2 separate regions of the Mus musculus genome follow, and region 1 is linked to region 2. Evidence: chromatin loops called from intact Hi-C (ENCODE). Cell type or tissue: left cerebral cortex. All regions are shown on one strand. Links, peaks and the distances in the headings refer to the core of each region. The heading gives the core; the rest is flanking DNA.

What was found. Peaks named below come from ENCODE experiments on the same cell type or tissue, not always from the same donor. Only the 100,000 strongest peaks of a DNase experiment are listed, where the experiment ranks them.
Region 1: a loop joins it to region 2, with 6 times the contacts of the local background. A loop is called at or near these places in 4 of 42 quality-filtered maps.

Annotation. Positions count from the first base shown.
Region 1 is chr15:99,122,211-99,131,022 of GRCm38, reverse strand. It overlaps Spats2 (spermatogenesis associated, serine-rich 2), which reads right to left and starts at 4,178. Exons shown (of 13, transcript NM_139140.1): 1 at 4,136-4,178. In left cerebral cortex, for the core only: no CTCF peak of the experiment used is centred there; DNase peaks (open chromatin) are centred at 3,829, 4,317 and 4,851; H3K4me3 peaks cover 2,492 bases; H3K27ac peaks cover 1,623 bases.
Region 2 is chr15:99,194,907-99,203,718 of GRCm38, reverse strand. Spats2 (spermatogenesis associated, serine-rich 2) reads right to left here. Exons shown (of 13, transcript NM_139140.1): 9 at 4,453-4,511. Among named protein-coding and RNA genes, the nearest start is that of Kcnh3, 25 kb to the left of the region's middle. In left cerebral cortex, for the core only: a CTCF peak has its summit at 4,766 (motif pointing right); a DNase peak (open chromatin) is centred at 4,765.

The DNA of each region.
Region 1 (8,812 bases), core at 2,553-7,552, 73 kb after region 2:
ACAAAACAAATGCGAGCCTCTCCTACCCGCCTCCTGCGAAGGCAGTGAGACTGGTCTAAGCGGTTGTACTTCTGAGAGAGAAGTAATGGGCTCCAGAAGGACGGTAGCTCTGCCACCCCCAGCTTCAATACCCTGGCTCTATGGTGGGAAGTCACAGGTAGTGATTAAAAAAAAAAAGTACCTAGAAAGTTGACTGTTCAGCACCTGGAACACACAACCTCAACAAAAGAAAAAGCCCCCCCCCTCCTCCCTCCCCTTCTGTTATCCAGTAGCATCTGTAGCCTGAGCAGCCTCTAAGGACCATGCTGGTGTTTTGGTAACCTACAGCCCCTCCCTCAGGCCCCAGCTGCTTCTCTGTTCTATCCATTCTGGGTTTCCTGTCTATATTTAGATATAATATCAGTATCAACTGTGGGATCAACAGGTGCTTGGAGAGCCCTTGAGCACCGAGCAGTTTTCAATTGTTTTCCCAAGTTAATTGGCTCGGGCTCTGCAACTGGCTGCCTTGACTCCTCTCAGTGTGAGTACCACACGCGCGCGTCTTCAACCAGGCTGAACAGGAAAAGCGTGGTCACAGGACGAAGCTCAGTGAGATGGTTTAGCACTGCTACCTTCAGAACCCAAGGAGCCTTTAACACCACAGGACAGACGGAATTACTCTACAAACCAACCCAAGCAAAAGCAGTTTGTTGTCAAGACAGATGTGCACGTGCCTGTAATCGCAACATCTGGAAGGCAAAGCAAAAAGACTAAGGAGAGACCCGGCTGGATGACAGGAGGACAGAGGATGGGAGGGGGGAGGCAAGAAGTTGTCATAACAGACTCAAGTTTCAACCGGTTCATACTGCTTTACAGCAGCACGGCTTAGCACTTAGGAGCCAGAGGAGTTTGGTTCCCGCATCAGGAAGCTCATGGCTGCCTGCAACTCCAGCTTCAGCATACACACTGCACACAGACAGGGACACAGGGACAGACACACAGACAGACAGACAGACACACACGCGCGCACGCACGCACGCACGCAAGCACACAATCTGTTTTGAAAAGGGTGAGTAGGCCAGTTCATTCCTGCAACACCAACAGTTGGGGGGCTGAGGTGGGAGGAAAGCCTGAGCTATAGATGAAACCTGGGAAACCTGTATCAGAACAAGAGAGGACCCGAGCACCTGGATGCTCGGCGGTGGCGGTGGCGGCAGCAGGAGTCAGAGGTGGATGGCTCTCTGTTGAGGTTGAGGCCAGCCTCCAACAGAGCTCCCAGTCAGCCAGGGCTACAGTGAGAATGCCTCAGAAGAAAAAAGAGAACACAAGAGAAGAGGGGCACGCACGTGTCTCAGTCAGTTGACAGAGTGCACGAAGCCCTAGGTTCCATGCCTCCTGAATGGGGCACGGCTGCAGCTGCGTGTGTCTGTAATCCCCTATAATCCTGGCCCGCAGGAGGTGGGAGCGGGAGGACTGAAAAATTAAAGAAGCCGTGCAAACAGAGACAGGTCTGGATCCTGCTTCCTTACTCACTCATTCTGTGACCGTAGCAAACTATATTTCATCTCTAAATTTATTGATTTTGTTATTGTTCTTGTTGTTTTTAGTTTTTCTAAACAAGATTTCTCTGTGTAGCCCTGGCTATCATAAAAATCACTCTGTAGCCCAGGCTAGCCTCAAACTCAGAGATCTGCCAGCCTCTGCCTCCCAGGTGCTGGGATTAGAGAGGTGGGCCACGGCTGCCTGGCTTTTTTTTTTTTTTTAATCTCTAAATTTATAAAGAGAATTATATTAAATGTGATGACTAATGAGATTATACATGAAAGAGCAATCTTAGCACTTCACCTAGCACTTTTACAAGGTCAGGAGCCACACTTCACCAGTGACACTACTCTCTCCTGGCTTTGACCTGGAGGTGAGGGGTGAGACGGGGCCTCCTATACTGCAAGTCCAGGATGATCTCAAACTACGTACGCAAAGGTGGAGGCCCTTGAGCCTCTGACCCTCAGGCCTTTAACTTCCCAAGGGCTGAGATTACACTCCTGCACCGGTACCTCTGGCTTCTCACTTGACCCTTGTAGAAGGAAAGAACCATTTATCCAGGCATGGCTGCCTCATGTGCCTGTAACCCCACAACTCTGGAGACTGAGAGAGAATTAAGAATCACAGGCCAGCTTGGGTTACAGAGTGATAGCGATTCTAGAAGAGACCTGACAAATGGTTCTAGGGGTTAAGTGTGTGTACTGCTCTTGCAGAGGATCAGAGTTCGAGTCCCAGTAACCACCTCAGGAGACTCATCTCCAGTTCCAGGGAATCCCAACCCCTCTTCTAGCCTCTGGGGACACTGCACTAGAATGCACAAAAACACTGACACACACCTCATTTAAAATAAGAAGAATTTTTTTTCTAATTTTTAAGGTTTTTTTCATTTATTTTTATTTTTTTGTTTTCCAAGATATGATTTCTGTGCACGGCCCTGGCTGTCCTGGAATTCATTTTGTAAACCAGGCTGGCCTCGAACTCACAGAGATCTGCCTGCTTCTGCCTCCTGAGTGCTGGGATTAAAAGCATGCATGGCCACCATCAGGCTATAAGTAAGAATTTTTAAAGGTACATTTTAGGTCATGATTTTTTTTGATATTTAGAAGGTGGCCTAATGCTGCCCGCTATCAGAAACACAGCTGAAAACTATAAACGGATGACTGCCCAGAAATTTTAGTTTAGATGAGTCAGCAAAACTTCACGTCTCACCAATGAAAAGCTTAACGCACACATCTATGAATGCATAATGATAATAATAGCTTCAGAATCAGTGATCTTCCAGTCAGTGCTGTATCAAATTTGGCCTGGAAATTAAAGTATAAAGAAGATACAGGCCCAGCCTCACAGCTGTAATCCCAGCAGCTGGGAGTCTGAGGCAAAAGAACTTTACTTCAAAGGCTAACTGGGGTTACACAATAGGTCACAAGCCAGCCTAGGTTACTGATAAAGACTAAGACCACCCCCAAGGGGGGAGTCTGGGGGGGGGGGTGGAATGCAAAGTCCATAACCCTGAAATACTTATTCACAGGACTCCCAAACCACCTTAACTCAAAAATACGAGAATGTGGAGGCAGTTTGACCACTAGGAATCAGCATCCCTGAACAATTTCTAAAAACAAAAAACCGAAACTCTCTTCCCCCAAGCACAAAACCAGAATTAGAAGGTTTATGAACATTTTTTTTTCAAGCCGGAACATTTCTCAATGGGAAACAAAAATTCCAACAAAGGACAGACAACTTAAATTTAAAAAGAAAAAAAAAATCACAGTTATTCATTACTTTTCAAACCAAACATCTTCAACTCCGCAGTATCGCTGACCTCGCTCATGGTAGAGTACTGCCGGCAGTGTGTTCTCTCTTGCTTCAATAAATACGGAGAAATTATATACAGTAGTCTGCTGAGCTGATCGAGAATAAATATTACAGTTTTGCCTTACAACAAAATGAACTATAAATAATAATAATAAAATTACTGGGAGAAGGGCTTGCATGCCTTAGCAAGGGGCCAAGACTAACCCACTCCCTAAAAAAAAAAAAAAATAGAATCATCTTGGATGAATTAGGAGACGAAGACCCTCTAGTGCACCTCTATCCTAGGCTCTGGTTTAATTCAAAACCAAACTCGTATTTCTTTGCCTCTCTTTGCCTTTTCTAGTCCGGTTTCCTCTCAAATTCCGAAATTGTCCTTCTACCCTTTAAGTCCCATGATGGCACTTGCGTCCTGACACAATGCAGAAGACTTTACACATGCCCATCTCGCCGTACTTCACATTTCAATCGACCCATTATTTCATTCTTTCCGATCCCGCACGTAGTTTCTGAAATCTAGGACCGCACACACGCTCTCGCCAGAGTCCCCCTCACTCCATTGTTTCTCCGGCCTATCCTCTGGAAACTCCCCAACTCGGACCCGTGTGCTTCGCTCGCCCCTTTAACCCCAGAAACCCGCGGCCCTCTCCACACTGCGGGAACCAAAGGGCTCCCGGTCCCCCTCCTCTCGGTACCCCAACCCCCAACAACTGCCCCTTCCCTCTTTCCCCTTCCTCGAGCCCTCCCTCCACCTCCGGCCCCTCTCGCCCCCGCCACCCACTTCACCCAACACCCCCAGCCTTACCTAGCCCGGGCTCCCTGCAGCCGCCGCGTCCCCCCAGTTCCGGGCTCTGCGTTCCGGACGCTCCCGGGTCTGGGATGAGGAAAGAAGAGCCTCCGCCTCCTCCTCGCCCTCGTCCTCGGGAGCCGCCGCCGTCGCTGCCGCGCTCCTCCCCCAGCTCGCCCGAGGCCCGACGCCGAGCCGCCCCGCCCCCACCGCCGCCTTCCCCGCGTCCCTCGTCCGCCGGGCGGCCGGCAGAGCCTCGCAGGCGCGGCTGGGGCCGGAGTGCCCGCGGATCCACAGCGACCCTCGTCCGCCCGCACTCGCGCCGCCGCTCGCCCCTCTCGCCCCGCCTCGGAGCCCGCGCGTGCGCGCGCGCTCGTACTCGTGCATGCGCCCCCCGCCAGCCGGAGCGCAGGGCGCGCGCTCGCGCCGGCGCGACCCCGATGCGCCGCACGCGGGAGACCGGAGCCGAGGGGACCGGGGCGCGCGGCCGGGTTACCGCTCCTCTCAGGCGCTCTCCCTTCGCGCGGGGTTCGCGCGCCTGAGTTGCGGGAGACGGGGAATTAATTCACTGAGGGGTTGAAGGAGCGGGTCAGGGGCCAAACGGGAAGGAACGGCGGCGAGACGAGCAGGGCGCGTACTCGCGTCCGCGTGCGGGAAAGGCGACCTAAAGCGGCCGGGCTAGGAGTGGGCGCCAGCGTGCCCCTAAGTGACGAGCCGAGCGGGAACTGACGGAAAGAGCCGAAACTCACCGGAGGTGGCCGAAGATTCCCAATGGGATCCTAGAGCCTTTCGCTCCAGGTCTGCAGGCACGTCCGCCCTCTCTAGCAGGGAACAATTCAGCCGCTCACTCCCTTTAACTTTGCCCGCCTCCGGACCTACCTTCTGCTCCTAAAGGTTATTTCAGAGCCACCTGGCCACCCAGCCTGATGGGAGAGGTTCTGGAGAGAGGATGTGCGAGCGAACGACCTCACACTTCCTGCATCCCTCTACGTGGCTGTGATTAGGAAGGGCTGTTGTCGAATCTTTCTGTTAAATACCTAACTTCGTAATCAGGGCTCGAAATCTCCAGCCTCTCCAGAGCCAGATCATCGCTAGTATTGATGTATCTTTTGAGTTAGTGTCTTACCGGTTCTGATCAGGAGAGAGAGGTTAGGAAGGGCATGTCCAACCACATTCAAGCCAAGGAACTTAAATATGAGACCTGTTTTGGCGGTTATTTTTAAAATCTAAATAGTGAACTTTGTGGAAGACAATCATGTCACAATATCAAAAGGTTGGATACGCCTGGTAGAGGCTGAGTTTTCGACTAAATCATCACTGAAAATATTCATCACCATCTACTTCTCACTTCCTTTGAAGCCAAGCAAAGGGGCTTTGAATAGTCAGAACCACCTCAAGTGCGTGCTTATAGATGTGTGCTACAGGCAGAGCACAGTATATCCATATGTTTTATCACTCCAGTCTTAGATCATATAATTGACCATGGGACAGTATGTGTCTGCCAAGTCAGATGTCTTCATCGGATCCTTGTTCTTTTTGCTGTGCACTGTTTTTATTTTTGTTTATTGTGACAAGATCTGGCCATGTAGCTCTCTGCTGGCCTCCAACTCTGGAACTTCCTGCCTCAGCCTCCTGATCACTAGGAAATCCGAGGCTTATACCGTGCTGGAAGAGCACTGCTGCCCCTCCCCACCCACCCCCAACCTTAAACATGCTAGGCGCAGTTCTTTTTTCATGTAATGTTAATATTTTTTGATTGATTGAACTTGTGTGTCTTGCCTGCGTGTATGTATACCATATACCTGGTGCCAGCAGAATTCAAAGGAGGACAACAGATCAAGACCTGAAGTTCTGAATGGTTGTGAGCCACCCTGTGGATTCTGGGGATCAAGTTCATAACTGCCCTCCCCTGGGCACCGTTCTTTATATAAGAATAAAAGGTATTGGGCCGTGTACAGCAGCACACACTATAACTGCAGCACTCAGGAGCCTGAGGCAGAAGGATTGTGAGTTCGAACCCATCCTGGGATGCATAGCAAGACACTGTTTTTAGTTTTTAATTTTTTTTTTTAGATTTATTTATTTATTATATGTAAGTACACTGTAGCTATCTAGGACACCCCAGAAGAGGGCATCAGATGTCATTATGGATGGTTGTGCGCCACCATGTAGTTGTTGGGATTTGAACTCAGAACCTCTGGAAGAGCAGTCAGTGCTCTTAACTGCTGAGCCATCTCTCCAGCCCCTAGCACTGTTTTTTTTAAAAAGAAGCAAGTTACTGGGTGTAACAGTACATTCTAATCCCAGCACTCAAGAGGTGGGTGGATCTCTATGAGTTCAAATCCAGCCTGGTCTCCATAGTGAGTACCAGGTGCCCAATTTTTTGTGTTTCTTAACTTTGCACAGATAAAAGTTAAAGAATTTGGAGCCAAACCAGTTGTGGTGATGCACATCTGTATTTCCAATACTCAAAAGGCTGCGAGTAGAAGAGGCTCAAGTTTCAGACCAGCCTGAAACTGTATAGTGAGCTCTAACAAGCCTGAGATAGAGCAAGGCTCTCAAACTCCGGAAGTGCAGGCTGAAGAAATAACACGGTGATTGCATGCAAATGCACTGCTCTTCCAGAGGAGCTGAATTCAGTTCCCAGCACCCATACCAGGTTGCTGATAACCACCTGTAACTTTAGCTCTGGGGGCATCCAGTGCCCTGGCTTCTGTGGGCACCCGCACTCCTGTACACACACACAGAGACACATACAAATAATTTAAAAAAATAAATTTACCTGGGCATGGTTGTAGTCCCAGCTTTCGGGGGCAGAGACAGGCAGATCTCTTGTGAGTTCTAGGCCAGCCTGGTCTACAGAGCAAGTTCCAGGACAACCAGGACTAGACAGAGAAACCCTGTCTTGAAATTAATTAACTTTAAAATAGACACTGAGAGATGACTCAGCGGTTAAGAGCACTGACTGCTCTTCCAGAGGTCCTAAGTTCACTTGCCAGCAACCACATGGTGGCTCACAACCATCTGCAATGGGATCCGATGCCCTCTTGAGGTGTGTCTGAAGATAGCTACAGTGTACTCATACACATAAATAATTCAAAACAATAAAAATAAAAATGAACTCCAAAGCACACAGCCTTAATTAGTACACGCCCAATGCACTCCAAACGTGGTTTTACAGATTGAAAGGGCAAATAGCAGAGCTGAGGAAATAGTTCTGTTAGTGAACTGCTGCCACACACACACACACAAGGACCAGGATTAGTCAATCCCTGCAGCCCCATTTGAGACAAAACCCAAACCAGGAGTGCCAGCTTGCACTTGCAATCTCAGCCTGGGGGGATTGTTGGGGCATGGAGCTGGGAGAATTCCTGAGGTCTACCAGCCCGCCAGCTTACTTTGCACATTCAGGGCCAGTTTTTGTCTCAAAAAGCTACAAATGAGCAAGGTGTATGTAGCAGCTCCGCCCTGAATCCCAGCACTCAATGACGAAGCAGGTGGATCTCCATGGCTTGGAGCCCACTTCCTAAGCTACATAGTGAGTTCCAGGCCTGCAAAGCTACATAGTGAGATCATGTCTTTTTTTTTTTTGGTTTTTCGAGACAGGGTTTCTCTGTGTAGCCCTGGCTGTCCTGGAACTCACTTTGTAGACCAGGCTGGCCTCGAACTCAAAAATCTGCCTGCTTCTGCCTCCCAAGTGCTGGGATTAAAGGCATGCGCCACCATGCCCGAGATCCTGTCTGTCTTGAATGAGTAAGTTAATTCATTAATTAAATAGTTTGGCCTATAGACACACGGGAGTTGCGGGGGGAGAAGAGAGAAAGAGAGAGAGAGAGACTAGATCATCTGCCTACTTAAGACACTAAATCTAGTATCAACTGATTAATGAAACTATATACAAATATAAAATAGAAGCAAGCCATTCAAATATTTGTTCTCTTTGCTCTCACTGATCCGATGTAAGAACCCAGCAGATGGTGGTCATCATCCAGGCATCATTGAAAACAAACCCAGCACCGCCCCTAATGAGAGGAGCCAGCTCTAAAGGGAGACAGTGCTGCTGAAAAAGCATAATGATGCAATACCTTGAATTGGGGAAGTGCAGAATAACATGGGATCACAAAGAAGAGTGATTTTTTTTTTGTTGTTTTTTGGGGGTTTTTGGTTTTTCAAGACAGGGTTTCTCTGTATAGCCCTGGTTGTCCTGGAGCTCACTTTGTAGACCAGGCTGGCCTCAAACTCAGAAATCTGCCTGCCTCTGCCTCCCGAGTGCTGGGATTAAAGGCGTGCGCCACCACGCCCGGCTAAAGAAGAGTGATTTTCCTACACTTTCCTCATAGAGTAGGAACAGAATATTAAAGCCCTCATCAGTAAGACTTCTTCTGTTCCTTGTCCACTGACGTCACCATCTAAGGCCATTCAGGAAACGCATGAAGCTGTTATTGTTGCAACACGAATACAAGTTCATTCCATGCCATAGTGTCCCCATTCCTTAAATCTACTCTGCTGGGATTGTGGCCATAGCTCAGTAGGTAAGAGAGTACTTGCTTTGTAAGCATGAAGACCTGGGTTCAAATCCCCAGCACCCACATAAAAAGCCAGGAATAGCAGAACACAGAACACGCTTATAGCCCCAAAATTGAGAGGCAAAGACAAGGTAGAGCAACATCTGAGGTTTTCCTCAGGACTCCTCAT
Region 2 (8,812 bases), core at 1,769-6,768:
TGGGTCCACACCTAGTTTGGGCTTTGCTCCAGATGACATGGTGTGTGCCCTAGCTCAGCTTCAACACTGATGTGAGCGAGCAGAGGGTGGGCCCAACAGGAAGCTCTAGCTTACAGTGGTCGAGTCATGTGATGCTCACCCTTCCCTTACTGAATCCTTAGGAGTTATCTTTCGACCAGAGCACGCTGTAAAGGTGGCTAGAAAGGAGAGAGGAACCTGGGTCCCAATGTTACCCCTCTGACATTCTAATAAATATATAGTGATGCCCTGCTAATTATATATTAGTTATCTCTGGGCTTCTTCACAAGAGAACAGGAAATGCATTTACCTAGGTCACTCTATTGTGTGCAGTCAATTCCTAACTGACATATACAGAACTTTACACCCAGGGTCATGAGACAGCTAGCAATGCCGTGCTTGCTTTGTAAGACCATCTGAGCTAAAACCTCAGAAGCTAAGAAAGCCAGGTGCAGTGCACACATGGAGGCCAGATAGCCTCAAATGTGGGTTCTGGAGACTGGGCTCAAGCCCTGTGCCTCTTACTGACTGAGCTATCTCTGAAGATCAACACTCGCACTCGTCTTTCATTCCTTCTGTCTTTTTTTTTTTTTTTTTTTTTTTTTTTTTTTTGGTTTTTCGAGACAGGGTTTCTCAGTGCAGTCCTGGCTGTCCTGAAACTCACCCTGTAGACCAGGCTGGCCTCGAACTCAGAAATCCACCTGCCTCTGCCTCCCAAGTGCTGGGATTAAAGGCATGCATCACCACTGCCCGGCTTCTGTCTTCTATAGTACACTGTAGCTGTCTTCAGACACTCCAGAAGATGGAGTCAGATCTCGTTACGGATGGTTGTGAGCCACCATGTGGTTGCTGGGATTTGAACTCCGGACCTTCGGAAGAGCAGTTGGGTGCTCTTACCCACTAAGTCATCTCACCAGCCCTTCTTTCTGTCTTTTTTTTTTTTTTTTAATTTTTTTTTTATTACGTATTTTCCTCAATTACATTTCCAATGCTATCCCAAAAGTCCCCAATACCCTCCCCTCAACTTCCCTACTCACCCATTCCCATTTTTTTGGCCCTGACGTTCCCCTGGGGCATATAAAGTTTGTGTGTCCAATGGGCCTCTCTTTCCAGAGATGGCCGACTAGGCCATCTTTTGATACATATGCAGCTAGAGTCAAGAGCTCCGGGGTACTGGTTAGTTCATAATGTTGTTCCACCTACAGGGTTGCAGTTCCCTTTAGCTCCTTGGGTTCTTTCTCTAGCTCCTCCATTGGGAGCCCTGTGATCCATCCATTAGCTGACTGTGAGCATCCACTTCTGTGTTTGCTAGGCCCTGCTTTCTGTCTTTTAAAAAAGATTTGTTTCCACGTGTGTGAGTGCTTGCCCACATGTATCTATGTTGGCCATATGTATGCCCTGTGCCTGTGGAGAGCAGAGGAGGTCACGGCACCCCTGGCACTGAAGGTGTGGCATCTGTGAGCCGTCACGTGGGCACTGGAAGCTGAACCTCAGTTTTGGTGAAGATTGAGAGTTCCTAAGTGCTGAGCCAGCTCTCTAGCCTAACACTGATTTTCTTAACAGCTATAAAAGACCTACTTACGGGTTTACTCCCACCTGTCAATCACACCAACCTCAGTTCCTCTCAGCCTCCAGCATTCTGGGATTTCAAGTGCAAAATTACAGATTTCAAGATTGAGAAAATATGTTTTAAGGATTTAAAATTTTTTAAATTTAATTTTATATGTGAGTGTTTTGCCTGCATGTACACCTATGCACCGGCACGGAGACACACAGTAGGACCTACAGAGCTCAGAAGGGGTGCTGGATCTCCTGAAACTGGAGTTACAGGGGGTGGTGAGGCATCATGGCGTGGGTGCTGGGAACTGAACCCTGATTCTCTGGAAGAGCAACTAGTGCTCTTAACCACTGAGTTCCCTCTTCAGCTCTCAATAATGACTTCATACACATCACATGACTCAGAAAACCAACTAGGGCTGTGTGGTTAATAAATGGCTTTGTGATTACAAGCACTGGCTCAAGCAGAGGATCCAGGCTCGAGTACCATCACTCACATGGCAGCTCACAACTGCCCAGAGAGCCCACGCTCTCTTCTGGCCTCTCTGGGCACATGGGACACATGTGATGCTGCACAGACACACATGTACACAAAACACCCCCATACATAAAATGAAATAGTCAATTTTGGTTGACTGTGGGTCCCAGCACTTGGTAAGCAATACAGGTGGATCCTCTGTGAGTTCGAGGCCAGCCTTGTCTACAAAGAGAGTTCTAGGCCAGCCAGGACCCACAGTGAGATCCTGTCTCAAACAAACAAACAAACTAGAAACCAAACACATTTTTTTTGAGAAAAAAAGAAAACAAAAAGATATGATACTGGACAAGTCACATTTTCTCCAAAAGTTTCTTCACATGTCAAATAAAAAATAAAACAAGAAGATGACGTAAGGGTCTCTTGGCAAACCTAGAGGCCTTGTTTTGGCTAGACTGGCTGGACAGTGGGCCCTGTGTCCTACATGTCTGTGTGTCCAGCTCTAGGGTTACAGACCCACACTGCTGTACTCAGTTTTGATGTGGGTACCACAATTTGAACTCAGTGCCTCCTGCTTGTGAAGCAAGCATTTTATCCCACAGGTCATCTCTCGACCCCCTTTCCAGTGCTTGGCTTAGGACGTGGCCTCTCACTGGGGCCTCAGCCCTAAGTGCCAGGCGTTTATTTCCCCTCTCCTTGTCTTTTCTTTTCGTTTCTCGAGACAGGGTTTCCCTGTGTAGCCCTGGCTGTCCTGGAACTCACTCTGTAGACCAGGCTGGCCTCGAACTCAGAAATCCACCTGCCTCTGCCTCCCGAGTGCTGGGATTAAAGGCGTGCGCCACCGCGCCTGGCTTTGTTTCCCCTTTTCCGGGGCTGGAGTTAGATATGTGCCCACACACCCAGCTTCTAACACTTATATTCATGCCAGAACAGCAAGGACTTTATTGGCTGAGCCATCTTCCTAGCTCTCTAAAAGATACACACTTCTTTGTGTGCATATTATATATTTGTATATGATGTTTTGCCTGAAGGTATGTCTGTCTACCCTGTGTATGCCTGGTGCCCATGGAGGTCACAAGAGGGCATCAGATCACTTGGAACTGGAGTTATAGGCAGTTCTTAGCCACCCTGTGGATGTTGGGAATAGAGCCCAGGTCCTCCAGAGGAGCAGTCAGTGCTCTTAACTTCTGACCCACTGCTCTAGCCCCTAAAAGATGTATTTTTAAAAAGTACCTTTTTCTCAAAAGTAAGGATTGTGCCTTTTTACCAGTTTTAGTTTATCTGAACCTTTACCTATAAAAGAACCAAAGGACAAGAGTAGGCTAGATAGCTGGGACATTTAGACATCTCAAGATACACTATTTAGTGCTTATGCATCTACTTCTGAGAAGCAGACAGCATCTCTGCTGTATTCGCCACACTTCCCTGTGCTCAGCGCAGCGGTCTCTGGCCCCACCTGCCATGGCTGTGGCCACAGGCACAATGACTCGTGAGCTACCACCTAACAAAGCATTCCTATCCTTAGTGGTTTGAGGGTAGGTTAAACGACCTTCCCACACAAGTTCGATCTCATGAAGATAAAACCCTCCGCTGGACCATGGGGTCGGCTCAGCGGGGTAAAGCACGGCCATGCACACCTGATCCCAAGTCCCTGGTGGAGGGAGAGAATCGGTTCCGCAAAGCTTTCCTGCACACCGGTGCTGCACACCTGCACGCAAACCCACCATCACGTCTGCCTCTTCTGTGAAAAACCACACCCGGCAAGGCTACGGCGCTCCGATCCTCAACTCTCAGCTCACTGCCTCCCCTTACTCTCTGATTACAGACACTGAATAGGATCATCCTGAAGTGGAAAAACAAAGGAAATCCCACGACAGGAGACAAGGGCACACGCTTAACTGTAGGAGCATGGGAGGTCTTCTCTGACCATCCTGATAATTCTGCTTTATCAAAAAATAAAAATAGTAACAATAAGAAATTCCAAGAAAAGCAAAACAAAAGGCGGCTCAGGCGCCTCCAGGGTGCTTCCTTTTCCTACGGTCGATGCAGACACCGTGATGCAATCTCTTATAAATTAAATTCTACACTCAGAATGCTAAAGATTTGGGGAAAACTTTTAAAACTCGTATGAAGAATTAGTATGTCAGCACAGTACATTAATTGATAAACTCATATTTGTGTGTATACATAAACCATAACTGTAGACTATAACACTAAGCTTTGACTGAGAGGCAGCAACCTATTATTTGTATGGCTGATAGTTTTTAAGTCTCTATGTAGACCAGGCTGGTTTCAAACTCCCAAAGACTGGCCTGCCTCTGCCTTCCAAGTGCTAGAACTGAAGGCTTGCACCACCACGCCCTGGCTCAGTCACAGCTTTAATCAAATATCAATCATCTTACTTGCTTCAGCTTTCACTTTATCCATCTCAGCAAGCAGTGCCACTTCTCGATCCATTAAACTGGGGGGAAAATGAGAAAGAAAAAAGGGTTAGATGAGAAACTCATACCCAAATAGTATACAGTTAATGGAGAACTAGCAACTGTTTCACTAAAAGCATACTGCTAAGAAACAATGTATGGACTGCATGATAGTCTGGTGTCATATTCTCAACAAAGAAGATTTTAAAAAATTGTCAATACAAGGACCCCATTCCCTTTGTTCCTTATCATAGAGCAGGCCAGCTACTGGAAATCAGGAGTTTAGAACCAGCAGATGGCAGCACCAAGCCACAGAACTTTCTTAGTTATGCTAACTTTCAAGTATTCTGGAAATTACTTATTTCCACAATTTCTGGTTTATTCTTTTATTAAAAAAAATATGGTCTCACTATGTATCTTAGCTGTCCTGGAACTCTATGTAGATCAGGCTAGTCTTGAACTCACAGAGATCCACCTGTCTCAGTGTCTTAATTGCTGAGATTAAGGTGTGCACCATGGTGCTGAGCTTGGTTTATATAGTGATACTGTTTCTAGTTTTATAAGGCAGTATGTCTGTAAGGGCATAGGGAAGTGGTCCAATGTGAGGACCAACATACCCAAGGTATGCAAAGTGCTGCGCCAAGTCCAGGGGTGCTATAGTCCTTACAATCAGCCCTTATGATAGAGTACAGCCCTTAGGATACAGTATGACCCTTATGATACAGTGTAGCCCTGACGATACACTATAGCCCTTACAATACAGTGTAACCCTTATGATACAATATGGTACAAACTGATTTAATTTCCTTTCTTTTTTTTTTCTTTTTAAAGATTTATTTATTTTATGTATATGAGTACCCTGTAGCTGTCTTCAGACACACCAGAAGAGGGCGTCAGATTACATTGCAGATAGTTGTGAGCCACCGTGTGGTTGGTGGGAATTGAACTCAAGACCTCTGGAAGAGCAGTCAGTGCTCTTAACCAGAGCCATCTCACCAGCCCATAAACTGATTTCTGATTAAAAAAAATTAATAGTAATCAAAAGGGATGGAATTAAAAGTTTCTTATAGTTTTTTCCCCTTCTTGAGTACTAGGAATCAGACCAAGGGCTCTGTATATGTGGGGCAAGCATGTACTCCTGATTGCTTTCTTTTCTTGCAGTTGGAGGTGGACACAGGGCCTTGTGCGCTATGCTGACACTACCACTGGAGCTTGGCTCCCAGACAAAGTCTTGCTCTGCAGCCTAGGCTGACCTTGAACCCCTCATCTGCTCTTCAGCATCCGGAGTACTTGATTACAGGTGTGTGTTACTAGTTCTGAAGTCACTAATCCTCTATTTCTTAGATCTTATTGTTGGTGGATTTTTAAAATTGCTTTTCTGTGTAGCCCTGCTTGTCCTGAAACTCACAGTATAGACCAGGCTGGCCTGGAACTCAGAGATTCACCTGCCTCTGCCTCCTGGGTGCCCGGATTAAAGGCCTGCACTACTCCATCCAGTTACTTAGACTTTTAGTACACATTATGTGTGTAGTATATGCAGACTGTCAGAATCAGCACGCGGGAGCCCACTCTCTCCTGTCTCCATGTGAGTCCCAGCTAAAATTCAGGCTGCCTGATGTGGTGACAGGTACCTTCACCCACTGAGCCATTCCGTCAGCCTGAAATTTCTCCTTTTTAATAAGACTTGCAAAGGCAATCATATACACATGTACACGCCTATTCAATTTAGCTTACTGCATAATTACACAGCACAAAGTAGTTAGTATAGTGGCTAATGCTGTAAGAAGTGCATTAGCATACAAAGCGGGGTCATTTCAGAGAGGCAAATCCTTCACAGAAGTCCAGTCTGATGACCATGCGCATTAATAAGCAGACTTGCTAATCAAGAGGTGGCTGTGAGGCAGGCTTTGGAATTCCCAGAAGCCATGACTGGGACAGGAGCTGCCAGGCCTACAGCGTCATACTGCCAGCCTCCTGTTGCCAGCTCACCTTAGGATGCACACACTGTGCCTAGCAGGTAACAGGCTCTTTGACAAAGCTTATAAAATATGTACTAAAGACGTCAGGAAAACGAGCAAGCTGCTCACATCCCCTAGCCTTCACTGTCAACCACGTAACTGTACACTGTTGTCCACAAATCAAGTTCTGTGACAGGGCCAGACCTTCCTTGTGACGAGTCTTTCCACTGTAACAATGAAGGGTTATAAACTTTGGTTTCTTAACGATTCACTGGAGAGCATAAGAAAATTCATAGGCAGCACACTGACTAGCAATGCAATATTATGAGAACACCGCTAACGTTCTTCCAGACTGAACACTAGCTGGGCACAGCCAGAGTTAGGTTAGGAATCACAGACACTTTCAACAGGATCCCGCTGTGCACCCAGCCTGCCTGTTTCACTCTCCTTTAGGAGGACAATGTAGCAACCAACTATACTCGATCTGGACTTTCCACTAAGCAACTTTTACAGCTTAAGCCTATGCATCACTGACCTTAAACTATGAATTCGCACACCCGACCTACAGTGAGGCATGTAGAGAGTAATGCACATATTTATGACAAATACAGAGGTAGAAAGCAACCTCATGATGAATATCCACTGCACACATTCATGGAAAATATTGAACATAATGTTTGGCTACTGCTTGATTACAAACAATACCTGTAACACTGTTCGCCATCTGGATCAATTGGACTCAATGACTTAATCCATTGTAAAACTCTTTTTAAAAAGATTTCTATACAGTATCCCTTATTTCTTCTACATGTGAAGTTTTCTGTACTGTTCAATAAAGGAGAGAGCAAAGCCCTTTTAGGGACAGACACACATATACAACCTTTTTTTTTTGGTATCTTTTATCTTTTTCTGTATGAATGTCTTGCCTTGCATGTATGTCTGTTTGCCGTGTGTGTGTGTGTGTGTGTGTGTGTGTGTGTGTGTGTGTGTGTGTGCCTGATTCCTGTAGAGTTCAGCAGAGGGCACCAGGTCCCCTAGTATAGGAGTTACAGGCAGACAGGAGCCACTGTGGGTGCTGGGAACCAAACCAGGTCCTCTGCAAGAACTGTGGAGTCATCTCTCCAGTCCCCTTACGCTCACTCCTGCTTAGGTGACAGCAGGGGGACACTGGTTTCTCCCTCCTTATTAGTCACCAATGTGCTCAGTCCATGCAACTGACAGCATGAGCCCTCTCTTAAAGAGTTAGTTTACATTTCCATACCAAAGACCAATCAAAACTTAGTAAAAGTTTGCTTTGCAAGTCCAAGGACCTGCATCCACTTGACAGAACTCATGTAAAATGCTGGGCATGGAGACTCACACTTGTAACTCCAGGGCTGGGGGGCAGACACTAGTACTTACATGCTTGGGACTGTTAGCTGGCCAATCCAGCTTAACTGGTGAGTTCTATGCCCATGAGAGATCCTCCCCGAGTAGAGGTGGATAAAACTGGGCTCACACCTTTAATCCTAGCACTCTGGAGGAAGAGGCAAGCAGACCTCTGTGGGTTCAAGGCCAGCATGGTCCTCACAACAGGTATCAGGGCTAGCCAAGGCTACCTATAAAACCAAACCAAAACACCAAAACTCAAATCTGCATACACACACACACACACACACACACACACACACACACACACACACACACACACACGGAGGTAGACAGGGGCTGGAAAGATGACTCAGTGTATAAAGCAGTGGCTGCTCTTTTCAGAGGACCCAGGTTCAATCCCCAGCACCCACACAGAGGCTCCCAACTGTTCAGGAGATCCCATGCCCCCTTCTGATTGCAACAGCCACCACACACACATGTGAGACACAGACACATATGCAGGCAAAACATTCATACACTTAAAATACATCTAATTTTTAAAAAACATTAAAAAAAAAAAGAGACCGAGTTCCTAAGGAGGGATCTTGAGGCTGCTCCCTGCACATGCACACATGCACCCCCTCCCACCCAGTGCACATAAATGCATTTCAAAGACCAATGAAAAGTAGCAATTACTTTCTTTTGTTTGTCATGTTGCCACGGCAACATCTACTGAACTATCTTGGCCTTGGTTCCGAGTTAACGGGAGTGGGAAACAGAGCTTGAAGGAGCTGGATCAGGATTTCTAACTTCCCATTAAAGAGTTTACAGCTCTTTATGATAGAAAAATAAACATTAAAGTTAGCAACAGCTCTCGTTACAGGTACCCGACAAGATGGCTTCACGGCTGCTAAGAATGCCGTCTTCTTAGGTTGTTCATTTAAGGAAGGCACCCCGGACAGTGTTATGCAATTTCCAAACACTCTACCAGCACACACAGGCATGTACACCACGGGTCTATCCTTTTACATTTT